Regions from separate parts of the Homo sapiens genome. Here region 1 is linked to region 2. The links are chromatin loops, found by intact Hi-C in ENCODE. Cell type or tissue: endothelial cell of umbilical vein. All regions are shown on one strand. Region 1 holds the start of LOC124900234 (a long non-coding RNA gene). Region 2 overlaps STRIP2 (striatin interacting protein 2).

What was found. Peaks named below come from ENCODE experiments on the same cell type or tissue, not always from the same donor. Only the 100,000 strongest peaks of a DNase experiment are listed, where the experiment ranks them.
Region 1: it touches region 2 in a loop (12-fold over the local background); 3 of 110 quality-filtered maps call a loop at or near these places.

The regions. Positions count from the first base shown.
Region 1 is chr7:129,294,622-129,302,621 of GRCh38, forward strand. All of the region lies in intron 1 of AHCYL2 (adenosylhomocysteinase like 2), which reads left to right. LOC124900234 (a long non-coding RNA gene) reads left to right here and starts at 7,128. Exons shown (of 2, transcript XR_007060519.1): 1 at 7,128-8,000. In endothelial cell of umbilical vein, a CTCF peak has its summit at 3,850 (motif pointing left); DNase peaks (open chromatin) are centred at 480 and 3,830.
Region 2 is chr7:129,468,248-129,476,247 of GRCh38, forward strand. STRIP2 (striatin interacting protein 2) reads left to right here. Exons shown (of 21, transcript NM_020704.3): 18 at 2,402-2,468. Among named protein-coding and RNA genes, the nearest start is that of SMKR1, 30 kb to the right of the region's middle. RefSeq lists an enhancer at 1,592-2,131. In endothelial cell of umbilical vein, a CTCF peak has its summit at 4,274 (motif pointing left); a DNase peak (open chromatin) is centred at 4,274.

The DNA of each region.
Region 1 (8,000 bases), 170 kb before region 2:
TACACCATGTTAATCTATATCCACCACAACACTGTAGCTGTTCATCTGAACAGGATATCTTTTATTAGCAAATATTTTAATAAGATGGGGCAGGTATTGAGATTAGTAGACGTGTTAAGGAGATTGCAATATGTGATGTATAGAAAAATCCTGGGACTATAACTTCATAAATTAGAATTTTAGATCCACTATTAACGTGTACCCTGGATAAGTCATATGTTGCCTTTGTTGTAGTTTTCCAGTCTGTAAAAATGAAGATGTTAATAATATCTATTCTGCCTTCCCAGTGGGGTGTGTTGAATGTGTGTTTGCTGGCTTTGAAAATGATAAAACTTTACCAATGTAAAGTATTAAGTAATGTGGTTCTCAGGAGTTGTGTGGCTTGATGGATTGGTACCATTCTTTTAACCAAGAAACAATTAGTTGATCTTGGCAGTAGGCCATTGGAACTCAAAGAAATAGCATCTGTCAATCACAGTCATTTCTTGGAAGGAAGAATTGAAAAATGGCACAGGAGTTATTCTCCTTGACCTCTTTCTCTGAAAGGGAATTTGATTAGGCAAGCTGGTTTCATAATAGAGTAGAGCTTCTCTCTTCTCTCCGGGGAATTGAAGCTGAGCAGCCAGGCTGGTTCTGTGAAGCCAGAGCAATCTGGTTTTAAAGGATTTAACTAAATTCTCTATGATTAAGGTTTTCTGAGGGATGTGCATTGCTGAGCAGCAGCTTTAAAAATGTTACGTATGAGTCAGTCTGTGTCCCTAGACTGAGAACAGAGTAGTGGAACTGGTTTAAGTTCAGGGAATAGTCTTCAACAAGTTCATAGCATCTTGAAGAGAAGCCTAGACTCTGAAAGCTGAAAAAATAGGCAGTAGGAGACCATTGTATAGACTGTAGAACTGAGACCCCATCTAGTCATTATTTGGTATTTCTCCACACCTTTGTTAGTGAGCTGACTCAAGTACTTTATAATATAGAAAAATAAAACTAAAGGTCAACAATCAACATACAGTAGGTGTGCAGTAAGGATATGAATATGTAATAAAAATGATTGTAAATTTATGCCTAATTATTGTCTTACAGTGAAGGCCGTGAATGGCCAGAGAAACTACTTAAAACATTTGAGTTTCTGAAACTACAGGCATCCTCAGAGGGTTAATGCATGCTCTTAGTAGAACTCAAATGTCTCTAATTAGGAAGATCTTAATCCTTTATTCTTCCAACAGTTGCTGACTTTGCTGGGGAGTTGTTCGTATATATGCAGAATTAAAGCCACTGGTTTAAGTAATTTGGCCAAAGTCAGGATAAAAATAGATTAGTTTCTCTAAAGCTTCTCTGCGTTTATACTGTTACCTTTATTTGCTAAATAGATTTTGGATAAATATATAGCTGGTTTTAGATCTTGGAATCTTAGTACTGTAGACAGCCACTTGCCTTCGCTGCTTCAATCCCCATTCCAGTATGTGTTATTCCAACTCATTGGAGACTTTAGAAGTGTGATTAGATGAGTCTCATTTTGGAGGAATCATGTAGGATTACCCCTATGATAGTTACTTAAAATTCTTATCACTATATTTAGGAGAAAACACATTTAGATGGAAGTAAAAAATCAAGGAAATAATAGGAAGAGTAGAAGAGAGGTTGCATAAAGGGAGCCAGTGAGTAACCTCTGTACACCTTAATATTCCATCAACCACAGACTTTTCTTCCAATTAAGTACTTTCCCAAAGAATCACAAACATCAGGGGAAGAAAGACAAAATTATTTTCTGGTGTTATGTTGGCATTCATTGGATTTAAATATTTTGGGGCCAGGTATGGTGGCTCACGCCTATAATCGCAGCACTTTGGGAGACTGAGGTGGGAGGATCACTCAAGCTGAGGGGTTCAAGACCAGCCTGGGCAACATACTGAGACCCCATCTCTACTTAAAAAAATTAAAAAATTAGTTGGGCATGTAACACATGCCTGTAGTCCAGCTACTTGGGAGGCTGACGTAGGAGGATCCCTTCAGCCCAGGAGTTCAAGGCTACAGTGAGCTATGATCATGTCACTGTACTCTATCCTGGTTGACAGAGTGAGACCCTGTCTCTAAAAAATAAAAATAAATAAGAAATTTTGGCTTCCTAGAATGGTCCATGCAGTTGATAGAGAGTAAATGCCTGGTTTATTAAAATGGAAAGGTTAGGATGCTTATACCTATTTTTCACATAATCTGGAAGGTAAATTAAGTAAAAATTTCAGGACATTCTGATACTAGGTAGTTTAAAACAATACTCAAATGGTTTCTGAAAATAGCCTTATAAAGGAGAATTAAACTAAATTGGCTCAGTTGGAGTCCTTACCCTTGCTTGGTGAGTTAGAGTTTTCGGAAGCTTAAAGTTTATATTCTTTTTGAGATTTAATATATGTCAACCTTTCTGAAGTGGGTAGCCAACTTGTGAAGACTGTGTGTACACATGCACACTGATCTATTGTAGCCTTGGCACATTGTGTGACTTTAAGTAGGGTGATTGGGGATGTGAAAGGTAAAAGGATTGTAGAGAGGTGGCTGCTCCAAAGAGGAGGAATTTCTGAAAACATCACTGTTTATTCCAATTACAAATTTTTTGTAGTGCTATGTCCCCTGGTTAATGATGGTGTCAGTGGTTGCCTGTGAGTCCTTTGCACTCTAGTATGCTTTGCTTTGAAGTAAACTTCATCTTAGGACCGGGCTGAGTTGTGCATACTGCTGAAATTAAAGGTACTGAAAAAGCATAGGGTAGACAGGCCCCAAGGGAGAAGCGACTGTTGGGAGCTTTGGAAAACTAGCGAACAGCTCCAGAGCACTGGTGCTTGGGGAGCAGAAGTGTCACATGTTGAGATAGGAAATTTAGAATGCCTTTGCTTGAGACCTAATTGGTCTCCTTCCTCCTATAGACTGCTAGAAATTTCTACGTAGCTCTGGACTACGGGTCCCGAAGTTGGAACCACCATTCTATTCCTGTCATTTGTAGTATGGAAAAGTAACTTTTTTCTTGTTTATAAAATGAGAAAAATTTTTGAGAAGAATTTTTTTTTAATGAGTGAAAGTATATGGTGTTTGATAGGGTAATTGAGAGCTGTAATCAAAATCATTACCTGGCTGGATGCAGTGGCTCATGCTTGTAATCCCAGCACTTTGGGAGGCCAAGGCATGGGAAGATCCTTTGAACCTGGGAGTTTGAGACCAGCCTGGACAACATAGGGAGAGCCAGTCTCTAAAAAAAATTAAAAATTAGCCCGACATGGTGGTGGACTAATCCACTAATAGTGTCAGCTACTCAGGAGTCTTAGGTGGGAGGATTGCTTGAGCTGGGGAGGTTGAGGCTGCAGTGAGCCATGATCCTGCCCCTGCATTCCAGCTTGGGTGACAGCGAGATCCTGTCTCCAAATAAACAAATCATTACCTGCTGAAATAGTCATTCCCAGTTTATATAATCAGATAGCTAGAGGGTAACTATAGACAAGAAAGCCTGTGGTTTAATTTGATAGGAAAGACTCTAACCTCATTGAGAGAAAACGATCAGAAAATATTCCTTTTCTAATGGCAAGAGAGGAAAAACTTATAAATTAGGTTCATATTATATAGGGAGTGGGGTATTCACCAGCCAGCCTATTTCTGATTCCTTAGTGAAATCTGATTTAGGAAATACAAGGTAGCCTGGTTTTATTGTTGAACAAGGGAAGGAGAAAATCACTTTGTCTTATCTAGTTAACTAAATATTTCAAGGTAAGGATATGAAGATAGTTTAAATTTCCGTTACAACTGGTATCAAATTTTGCTTCTCTGCTTTGATTAGAAACTGTCTCCACCTGCTGGCCGCAATTCACTTGGCATTTCATGAGGACACCTGGTTTTTTGTTTTGTTTTCTTGAAACATATAACAGCTATGGAAAGTACTTAGGCAGGGTTGTAGTGACTAAAATACCTCTATGTAGCTTTTCCTAAAATTCCCAGAAGGATTTTGGAGTTTTTTCCTAAACTTTGCTTGGGGGATAATGGAAAAGAAGCAACGTAAGGCCTTACAAGAACCAAACCAAAGCAGCACATTTGCAGTGTTTGTTTGATATTTGTCATTCTACCAAGTGATTTGTCTATTTTATGTATTATATTAAACTGTTTAAGCTTTGTTATTTATAATTAAGGTCATTATTTTCCAAATTGCTGTTAGTTTCACCTCTTTTGCCTGTTTGGAAATAATTATCACAATCATTACTGAATTATACAATAAAATAAAACTTTTCTTGGTCTAAAGGTAGGCAAGCTTTTTCTGTAAAGGCTCAGATGGTAAGTGTTTTAGGCTTTGCAGGCTATATGTTTTTTGTTGTAACTACTCAAACCTGTTATTGTAGCGAAAAAAAGTATATAGGCAATACATAAATGAATGAGTTCCAAAAATACTTAATGGAAACCAAAAATTTGAATTTGATACAATTTCCATGTGCCATGATATATTGTTCTTTTTTAAATTTTTTGACATTTTTGGGGGGAGAATCAGGGACAGACTGGAAATTTTTCAACCATTTAAAAATGTAGAAACTATGGGGCATGGTAGTCCATGTCTGTGATCCCATGGGAAGATCGCTTGAGGCTGGGAGTTTGAGAGCAGCCTGGGAACCATAGCAAGTCCCCTCCTCTACCAAAAAAAAAAAAACAAAAAACTATCCGGGCATAGTGGCTCACCTGTAGTTTCAACTATTCAGGAGGCTGAGGTGGGAGAGTCCAACTTGTTTTTTTTTTTTTTTTTTTTTTTTTTTTTTTTTTTTTTTTTTGAGATGGAGTCTCGCTCTGTCCCCCAGGCTGGAGTGCAGTGGCGCGATCTCGGCTCACTGCAAGCTCCGCCTCCCGGGTTCACGCCATTCTCCTGCCTCAGCCTCCCGAGTAGGTGGGACTACAGGCACCCGCCACCACGCCGTGCTAATTTTTTGTATTTTTAGTAGAGACAGGGTTTCACCATGTTAGCTAGGATGGTGTCGATCTCCTTACCTCGTGATCCACCCGCCTTGGCCTCCCAAAGTGCTGGGATTACAGGCATGAGCCATCACGCCCAGCCAGATTCCAACTTTTAGGAGTACTTCCGTAACAAAGAAAACTTGTCAGAGGGGTGTTGTACCTGTTCCATCTCATCACCAACCACATGGCATAGAAGTACAGAACTTTGTATATGTGGAAGATGATTCTTTACCCACACATGTAGGATCATGACCTGTTGTGGTTTGATTATATACCCACGGTTTAGATAATTTAAGTTCAAAACACTGAAATAATTTTTTAAAGGAGAAGACTCTTTTTAAAATTTTTGAGACCAGCCTGGAAATTTTATACATACAGGAGAAAACTTGAAAAATTTTTTTATTTATTTAAAATTTTTAATTTTCGTGGGTACATAGTAGGTGCATATATTTATGGAGTTTATGGAATATTTGATACAGGCATATGTTGCGCAATAATTACATCAAGGTAAATGAGGGTATCTATCAACTCAACCATTTATCATATTACAATCCTATTATACTCTTTTAGTTATTTTAAAATGTACAATTAAATTATTATTGACTATAGTTACCCTGTTGTGCTATCAGATACCAGATCTTATTCATTCTTCCTGGTTTTTTGTACCCATGAGCCATCCCCGCCTCCCCCCCAGCCTCCTCACTACCCTTCCCAACCTTTGGTAACCATCATTCTACTCTCTATCTCCATGAGTTCAATTCTTTTAATTTTTATCTCCCAGAAATAGGTGAGAATATGCAAAGTTTGTCTTTCTGTGCCTGGCTTATTTCACTTAACATAAGGATATCTACTTTGATTCATGTTGTTGCAAATGACAGGATCTCATTCTTTTTTATGGCTGAATAGTACTCCATTGCTTATATGTACCACATTTAAAAAAATCTATTCGTCTGTTGATGGACACTTAGGTTGCTTCCAAATACTGGCTGTTGTGAACAGTGCTACAACAAACATGGGAGTGCAGATATCTCTTCAATATACTGACTTCCTTTCTTTTGAATATATGTCCAACAGTGGGATTGCTGGATTATATGGTGGTTTTATTTTTAATTTTTTGAGGAGTCTCTAAATTGTTCTTCATAGTGTATGAGGGTTTCCTTTTCTCCATATCCTTGCCAGCATTTGTTATTGCCTGTCTTTTGGATATACGCCATTTCAGCTGTGGCAAGATATTTCATTGTAGTTTTTCTATGTTTTTTTGAGATGGAGTCTCACTCTGTCGCCCAGGCTGGAGCGCAGTGGCACAATCTCAGCTCACTGCAATCTCCACCTCCTGGGTAAGGGATTCTCCTGCCTTGGCCTGCCAAGTAGTTGGGATTACAAATCTGAATAATTTTTGTATTTTTAGTGAAGATGTGGTTTCACCATGTTGGCCAGGCTGATCTCAAACTCCTGACCTCAACTGATCTGCCCACCTTGGCCTCCCTAAGTGCTAGGATTATAGGTGTGAGCCACTGCACCTGGCCTTGAGCATCTTTTCATACACCTGTTTGCCATTTGTATGTCTTTTGAGAAATATCTATTCAGATCTTTTGCCCATTTTTTAATTGAATTATTAGATTTTGTTTCCATAGGGTTGTTTGAGCTCCTTATATATTATGGTTATTAATCCTTTGTCAGATGGATAGTTTGCAAATACTTTCTCCCATTCTGTGGGTTGTGTCTTCACTTTGTTGGTTGTTTCCTTTGCTGTGTAGAAGCTTTTTAACTTGATGTGATCTGATTTGTCCATTTTTGCTTTGGTTCCTGTGCTTGTGGGGTATTTACTCAAGAAATCTTTGCCCACTCCAATGTCCTGGAGAGTTTCCCCAATGTTTTCTTTTGGTAGTTGCATAGTTTGAGGTCTTAGATTTAAATCTTTAATCTATTTTTATTTGATTTTTGTATATGTGAGAGATAGAGGTCTAGTTTTATTCTTCTGCATATGGATATCCAGTTTTCCCAGCACCGTTTATTGAAGAGACTGTTCTTTCCCCAATGTATAGTTTTGGCATGTTTGTCAAAAATGAGTTCACTGTAGATGTATGGATTTGTTTCTGGGTTCTCTATTCTGTTCCATTGGTCTATGTGTCTGTTTTTATGCCAGTACCATGCTGTTTTGGTTACTGTAGCTCTGTAGTATAATTTGAAGTCAGGTCGTGTTATTCCTTCAGTTTTGTTCTTTTTGCCCATGATAGCTTTGACTATTCTGTCACTTTTGTAGTTCTATATAAATTTTAGGATTTTTTTTTTCTATTTCTGTGAAGAATGTTATTGGGATTTGGAATCTATAGATTCAGTGCAATCCCTATTATTACACTGATTCTGCTTTAGGTAGGATGGACATTTTTACAATATTGATTGTTCCAATCCGTGGACATGGAATGTCTTTTTCTTGGTGCAGGGGGTATTCTTTTCAATGTCTTGCATCAGTGTTTTATAGTTTTCATTGTAGATATATTTCACTTATTTGGTTAATTCCTAGGTATTTAATTTTATCTGTAGTTATTATAAATGGCGTTACTTCCTTGATTTCTTTTTCGGATTACTTGCTGTTGGTATATAGAAATGCTAGTGACTTTTGTGTGTTGATTTTACTGAATTTGCTTATCAGTTCTAATAGGTTTTTGGTGGCGTCTTTAGGTTTTTCCAAATATAAGGTCATATCATCTACAAACAAGGATAATGTGACTTCTTCCTTTCCAGTTTGAGTGCCCTTATATCTTTCTCTTGACTCATTGCTCTAGCTAGGACTTCCAGTACTATATTGGATCATAGTGGTGAAAGTGGGCATTGTTGTCATGTTCTAAATCTTAGAGGAAAGGCTTTCAGTTTTTCCCCATTCAGTATGATACTGGCTGTGGGTTGTTGTATATGTTTTATTATGCTGAGGTATGTTTCTTCTATACTCAGTTATTTTTAGGGTTTTTATCATGAAGTGATGTTGAATTTTATCAAATGCTTTTTCAGCATCAGTTGAAATGATCATA
Region 2 (8,000 bases):
CATACTTGGGGTGACTAGAGATATTGCCACACTAGTTTGTCAGTACTGCCTGAAATTCCACCATGGAGAAGGAGCCTACTTATATGTAGCTTAAAACACACACACACCCTATGGAGCCTGAAGTCATGAGACCTGGATTCGTGACCTGGATCTGCCACTTACTAGTTATGTAATCTCAAGCAAGAAACTGTTTCTCTGAACCACAGTATTTTCATCTTTAAAATAAGGATAGCTTTTCTGACTATATCATAGAACTTTTATAAGCATTAGTTAATATTGGTATATGTAAGATTGCTTTAAACACTTTCCCTTGGGGGTAAGCATTGGAGGATGGGTTTTTCCTAACAATACGGAGACCTGTGCACTGGCCCCTTTAAAACTGGCACTTCAGATGTGCTACTTGAGTTACCAGGGAAAATGAAAGTACAGGTCAGGCTGTGTCAGGGCCACAACTGCATGCAGGCACCTCTGTGTATCAGTCAACACTCTTGGTTAAAAGTAACCAAAACTAGCTGGACTACACTCATGCAGAATAGCGACTTTGTCAGAATGAAATGACGTGTCATCCTGAGGAACCTAGGACAGCAATGCAGCTCTGGACCTCAGGGTTGGCCTGTAGTGTGGGGAGCCCAGAAAGCCTTTCACGTCTATCTGTAAGACACCAGGCCTCTGTATTTCCACTCCAGTTTCCTCTCTCACTGACAAATTTATCAGTCTGCATTGTTTGCTTCTCAGGCCGCATAGTGAAATACGTCTATATGAGCTAAACATGCCCCACCTCAGAGACTGAATTGACTCTTCAATCCCTATTCCAGATTCCCTGGGTTAGAGGTTCACTCCTAGATCAACTGTGGCTAGGGGAGTGGTATACAGAAATTGAATGTTCCTTCTGCACCCATGGACCTAGAATGGGAGGTACAGACAATTCAATAGATGTCCATTTGGTTCAGTTTGGAGTTGGAAGAGTGGTAGCAACAGACTACACCTTTTGCTAAGGTTGGCCTGAACAAGATGATCCTCTTATGCACCATCTGTAAGTTTTACTTTTGAATGATCTCTGAGAACTTGGAGATCACAGCTCATTATTGCAGAATTTTCTCATGGCTCTTAACAATCTAGATGTTCTAGATACTTGTAAATTAATTTTATGCCCCCTTAGGCTAGATTTCAATTCACTAAGAGAATGGAACAAATCTATCTTTGATTTCCCACCCCCATTTCCTGGTCGCCGGCAACTACTTTGCCATAGGGCTTTGTCAGTGGGAGGTGGGTGGATAGGTGGATGAGCCAGCCAAGAATGTTCATCCTAATGGAGCAGTACAGAACTGGCAACCCTGGGAAAATCCAATAGAGTGAATCAAGATGATGAACAACATTACAGGTAGTTTGACACTGCCCTCTCCCAAGCTGACCCTTCTCCTCTCCTACCCTGGTCCCCCAGGTTATCTTGGACAAAGGTAAACATTTCTGGCCAAATAAATTGTTGCCTTTTACTTGTATAGAAGTTTTGACTTTTAAAATGTAGAGACAGGTTCATTATAGCAGTGTGAACTTGTCGTCGTCAAAGCCACTGCTTTGCCAACATCCTTTATCCATTTCCAGCTGCACTAGTTCAGATAGGTTGGTGTTCAAAACCTCATGGAACATCAGAACCAGAAGGGGCATTAGAGATTAGCTAGTCCAGATTCTGTATTGTGTCAGTGAAGAAGGGAGAAGAGGAAAGAGACAGCTGTCATTTATTTTGTAACTATGTCCTTGTCATAATGCAATGCCTTATTTCCCCTCCTAACTCATGCCTGCTTCCCTGGGCTCACTACAGAGCTGTAGCTTGCAGTCCCCCACTGTCAGCTATTACCATTCTTGAGTTACTAGATTAGCCTTTCTATAGGAAACTGCCCCTGTCTCAAGCTTCCTTTAGGAGTGGCTTCTGTAATCATTCCCCAGAGCTCCCAGCTTTCAGAAAGATCTGGTGAGAGACACAGGAGGATCATTTCATCCTCCCATCCTCAGATTGTTATCCAGTGGGATGGGTTTGGGCAGTGTCTGTGGGAGCAGTTATATTCACACATACAGTTAAATGCAGAAACACAAATGCACTCAAGTTTACATGTTCCTTTAAAGAAGCAAGGAGTGCTAAGAAAAGAGGCTCTCTTTCTGCTTTCTTTTGCATCTACCAGATGGGTGCCAGCCTCAAAGAACTCATTGGTTCCTCTCATGACAGGAAAGGAGACTGGAGCTAGAGTTGCCTGGCACCAGAGCCCTCATTTCAGCTGAGGTCACTAAGCAATTTGGGAAATGGATAGGGGCTGCTGGAGAGAAATAACTCCTGCCCTTTCCAGATACAGCCAATTCCTGCTGTTGCCATTTACCTAAAGCCTGTCCTTATCTCTGCATCTTACAGCATCTCAGTCCTGGATTATCCTTGCTGTACCATCCAGGATTTGCCGGAGCTTACTACTGAAAGTCTGGTAAGCAGATGGGGATTTGGTAGCCTTTGAAATTGCTAGGTAGCACAGGTTGGCATTTGCTCTTTCATTTCTTCTCCAACCCCTTAATGCCCTGGTTTGAGAGTCTCAGATCAATGAAGGTATATTGGCAAGAGCAGAGATGCAGCAGGGGTTTAGAGTTGCTGACCCAGTTGAGAAAGATTTGGAAAAGTTTAGCGTAGCATTTTTCAGAGAAGAGGAAACAGCCAGTGAAAAACACTAAGGAGGAAAAGGAATTTAGAAACATAATGGGACCGAAATTGAGCGTGAATATCTATGCTAAATGCAGGACAATCTCTTCTGGTCTAGCACAAATAATTATCTGTCTTCTTTCTGCTGTGCTACAGGGAGTTCACTTCTTATTTTCATATAGGTAATAAAACCTAGCAAGCAATGTGTACTTGAGAAAATACTTTGTCTAAGTCTCTCGGAGGCAAAAGTCTATATAGCCACAAAAGGATAGCCCAGAAAGTTTCTCATCTTGAAAACAGCTCTAGGCAAATCAGAAAAGTCACTCACGGTTATTCTTAATTCCATGAAACTGACTGAACAACAGCCATACTGAAGATGAGGTATCTACCTCATCATGTATTGCCATAGCTCCTTAGATAAGCCACAATCCATACCTCCAGCCTGTTGCATTGTAATTATGCATTTGTGTCTGTTTCTTAATTTGACTGTAGAATCCTTGAATGAAGAGGTAGTATAATCATTTTTATATCCTTAGAGTCTAGCACTTTGTCTGGTACATTGAAGAGCTCAATAAATGTCAAATGATTGAATCATGGCATGCACCAATGGTTACTACAACCCTTTGTCCTCCAATTGTAATTCCTGCAAAATGTTGAGTCAGAAAAGTATATTATGCAAAAATAGAATGACAATCTCTGTGGTACAGGTTTTATAGAACCATGGGATTCTTGGCTGGAGGGGACTTAAGAGCCATTTGATCCAACCCCCTTATTTCAAAGATGAGAAACCTGAAGGCCCAGTGAATGAAGTGACTTGTCATGGTTTACTCCTCATAGGTGACAGAGCCTGAATCAGACATGAGTCAAAAGACCCATGTCCTGAGACACCAACCTAGCACCCTTTTTTACCACTGGGATAGAGAGATTCCCTGGTCTTATTTAGATGTGGCCTCAGCAGCCAAAGAAGTTGGAAGCTTTTTATTCCTACAGAGAAGTAATAAATTGTCTAACCCTCTCTATGTTATTTATGATGCTATTCAGTCTTTTTTCAAGTTTTTTATTAAAAAAAATTTTTTTTACCCACACTACAGAGATGTAGCTATTAAATCGTTAAAACAACTCTATGAGGTTAGTATTACTATTTTATAGATGGAGAAGTTAAATAGCTACCAGTTGAAAGTGGAAGTCAGGGTAGAGAGACATGTATCCCCTGCCATTCAGAGTTGGAATGAAGAATACATTTTCCACAGAAACAGTGGTACACAGTAGCATTAAAATTCTGCTATTAGTAGGGCATTTCAGAAGATAAAGTCAACTTTTATGGCCTGAATTTATTTCTTCCTATAATGTGTTTTTTATTTTCAGTTCCAACCCCATTGGTTCATATATAGGAATTGATAGGAACCACACTTTCACATCTCTCCCAATTGACCTTTGGGATATGTGCATAAAATTACTGAAATGAAGTGAACATAATAATTTATTATGTTTTCTAAGAAGATTTTAATATTATTCAGAGTGAAAGCATGTATTTATTCTTCCTGAAAAATAGTCATGCTAAGTATTTTACTACTTTGTGTGAAGCAATAGTGGCACCTGGTGGTTTCATTTAGTAACCACAGACTTTTTGTTTTGCTTGAATTTTGAATGAGCCCAGTCATGGGCTGCAATAACTAGTGAGTCTATTCCACATAGGTCCTCAGTATGGTTTATCTAAACTGGTGACTTCTGTGCTCAGAAAAACACTAATGTTCATATGAGTAAGATATATCTGTTTTTTTCAGGCTTAACAAATTGCAAGCACAGAAAATGTACTGGCTATTTGAATATATAGAATTTTCTTTTCTTTTCCTTTTTTTTTTTTTTTTTTTTTTTTTTTTGAGACAGAGTCTTGTGCTGTCACCCAGGCTGGAATGCAGTGGTGTGATCTCAGCTCACTGAAACCTCTGCCTCGTGAGTCCAAGTGATTTTCCTGCCTCAGCCTTCTGAGTAGCGGGGACTACAGGCACGTGCCACCATGCCCAGCTAATTTTTGTATTTTTAGTAGAGACAGGCTTTCATCATGTTGGCCAGGCTGGTCTCGAACTCCTGGTCTCAGATGATCCACCTGCCTCAGCCTCCCAAAGTGCTGGGATTATAGGCATGAGCCACAACGAATGGCTATAGGATTTTCTTTAAGTAACTTTTGAAGTTTTTTTCCTGATATTAAAATAAATATACGTATTGCAGAAAACTGGAGAAACAGAAAAGTATGAGGAAGAAAAATACTCTTATGCCACCTACATATAGCCACTGTTAATATTTTGCTGCAATTATATATATATTCACTCATATATAAACACATTAACAAAACTAAGACTTTATACATAGATATTTCATTTGACAGCAAAATTTAAATGTTCACAATATCATTTTATTAAACATTCTAGAGGACAATTTTTTTCTTTCTTTTTTGAAGACAGGGTCTTGCTTTGTCACCCAGGCTGGAGTGCAGTGCACTCGGCCTGAAGCACGGCCCATCGCAGCCTCAAGCTCCTGGGCTGAAGTGATCCTCCCACCTTCCCAAGTAGCTGGGTGTAGGTGGGACCACAGACATGCTACCATGCCAGGCTAATTTTTGTATTTTTTGTAGAGACGGGGTCTTTGTGTTGCCCAAGCTGATCTTGAACTCCTGGGCTCAAGCAATCTGCCCTCCTTGGCCTCCCAAATTGCTGGGATTACAGGTGTCAGCCACCATGCCCAGCTGAGGACATAATTTTAATTTCTTTAAATTTTTTATTTATTTTTTATTTTTATTTATTTATTTTTTTTGAGATGGAGTCTCGCTCTGTCGGCCAGGCTGGAGTGCAGTGGCGCCATCTTGGCTCACTGCAACCTCTGCCTCCCGGGTTCAAGCGATTCTTCTGCCTCAGCCTTCCGAGTAGCTGGGATTACAGGCACATGCCACCACGCCTGGCTAATTTTTTGTATTTTTAGTAGAGACAGTGTTGTACTGTGTTAGCCAGGATGGTCTCAATTTCCTGACCTGGTGATCCGCCCACCTCAGCCTCCCAAAGTGTTGGGATTACAGGCGTGAGCCACTGCACGCAGCCCAGGACATAATTTTTAATAGTTACACATAATATTCCACTATTTAGTTTCAAAAAGGATTCTGTGCTGTTGACATTTATTTATGTTTTCCTTGTGTAACTCCAAAACAAACATCCTTGCATGCAAATCTTTTATTTTTTTTTTTTGAGACAGGGTCTCGAAGTTGCTCAGGCTTGAGTGCAGTGGTGTGATCACAGCTCACTGCAGTCTTGACCTCCCAGGGTCAAATGATCCTTCCACCTCAGCCACCCAAGTAGCTAGGACTACAGGCACATGCCACTATGCTTGGCTAATTTTTAAATTAAAAAAAAATTTTTTTAGAGATAAAATCTCCCTAGAGACAGAATCTCCCTATTTTGTCCAGACTGGTCTCAAATTCTTGGGCTTAGTGATCCTCCTGCCTTGGCCTCTCAAAGTGCTGGGATTACAGGTGTGAGCCACAATGCCCAGCTGCACATGAATCTTTGATTATTTCCTTTAGATTCCTAGAAGTGGAATTATTGGGCTGAAGTAGTCTTTTTTTTTGAGACAGTCGCCCAGACTGGAGTGCAGTGGCGCAATCTCTGCTCACTGCAGCCTCCACCTCCCAGGTTCAAGCGATTCTCCTGCCTCAACCTCCCAAGTAGCTGGGATTACAGGTGTGTGCCATTACTGCCCAGCTAATTTTTGTACTTTTTAGTGGAAGCAGAGTTTCACCATGTTGGCCAGGCTGGTCTTGAACTCCTGACCACAAATGATCCACCTGCCTCAGCCTCCCAAAGTGCTGGGATTATAGGCCTGAGCCACCGCTGGGCTGAGGTAGTCTTGATTTATATTTTTTCAGTTTTCTGAATTTGAACTGAATTCATTTCAACTTTATATGAAACTCTAAACAGCATGATGAACATGAAATAAAGGTGAGCTAATGGCATATTAATTTCTGAAGTATTCCCATTTTGTCAAACTAATTAGCTCTTAGATAGGCCATCTTCACCAATATACTAAGTAGTTTCCCCTCCCACCTGGTACAGGAAGTTTAAAAATTTGTGTATCTCCAAATGTCGGTATTCATATTCAATCCACTAAACTAGGAAAAAATTGAAATAAAATTCCAAACTTAAATGAAGGATGGTGAACGTATGATTATGTGGAAGTTAAGTGTGGTCTTTGAAAGGAGGTTGCTGGAGAAGGCAGTGGATGTGGGCTCAGTATGTATTTTGCAATGCTTAGCATCTGAATGGTTGTTGAGAGCAGTGGTATGAAATGTAGGCTGTGCAAGGAAATGCTTTGGGGGATGGAAAATATTAAATATTTTATATGTATTATATTGATATCTTTTTATTTTTTTATTTTTTATTTATTTTTTTTATTGATCATTCTTGGGTGTTTCTCGCAGAGGGGGATTTGGCAGGGTCACAGGACAACAGTGGAGGGAAGGTCAGCAGACAAACAAGTGAACAAAGGTCTCTGGTTTTCTAGGCAGAGGACCCTGGGGCCTTCCGCAGTGTTTGTATCCCTGGGTACTTGAGATTAGGGAGTGGTGATGACTCTTTTTTTTTCTTTTTTTTTTTTTTCTTTTTATTTTTTTTTATTGATCATTCTTGGGTGTTTCTCGCATAGGGGGATTTGGCAGGGTCATAGGACAATAGTGGAGGGAAGTTCAGCAGATAAACAAGTGAACAAAGGTCTCTGGTTTTCCTAGGCAGAGGACCCTGCGGCCTACCGCAGTGTTTGTGTCCCTGGGTACTTGAGATTAGGGAGTGGTGATGACTCTTAACGAGCATGCTGCCTTCAAGCATCTGTTTAACAAAGCACATCTTGCACCGCCCTTAATCCATTTAACCCTGAGTGGACACAGCACATGTTTCAGAGAGCACCGGGTTGGGGGCAAGGTCATAGATCAACAGCATCCCAAGGCAGAAGAATTTCTCCTAGTACAGAACGAAATGGAGTCTCCCATGCCCGCCTCTTTCTACACAGACACAGCAACAATCTGATTTCCCCATCTTTTCCCCACATTTCCCCCCTCTCTATTGGACAAAACCGCCATCGTCGTCATGGCCCGCTCCCAATGAGCTGTTGGGTACACCTCCCAGAGGGGGTGGCGGCCGGGCAGAGGGGCTCCCCACTTCCCAGAAGGGGTGGCCAGGCAGAGGTGCCCCCCTCCTCCCGGACGGGGCGGCTGGCCGGGCGGGGGCTGCCCCCCACCTCCCTCCCGGACGGGGCGGCTGGCCGGGCGGGGGCTGCCCCCCAC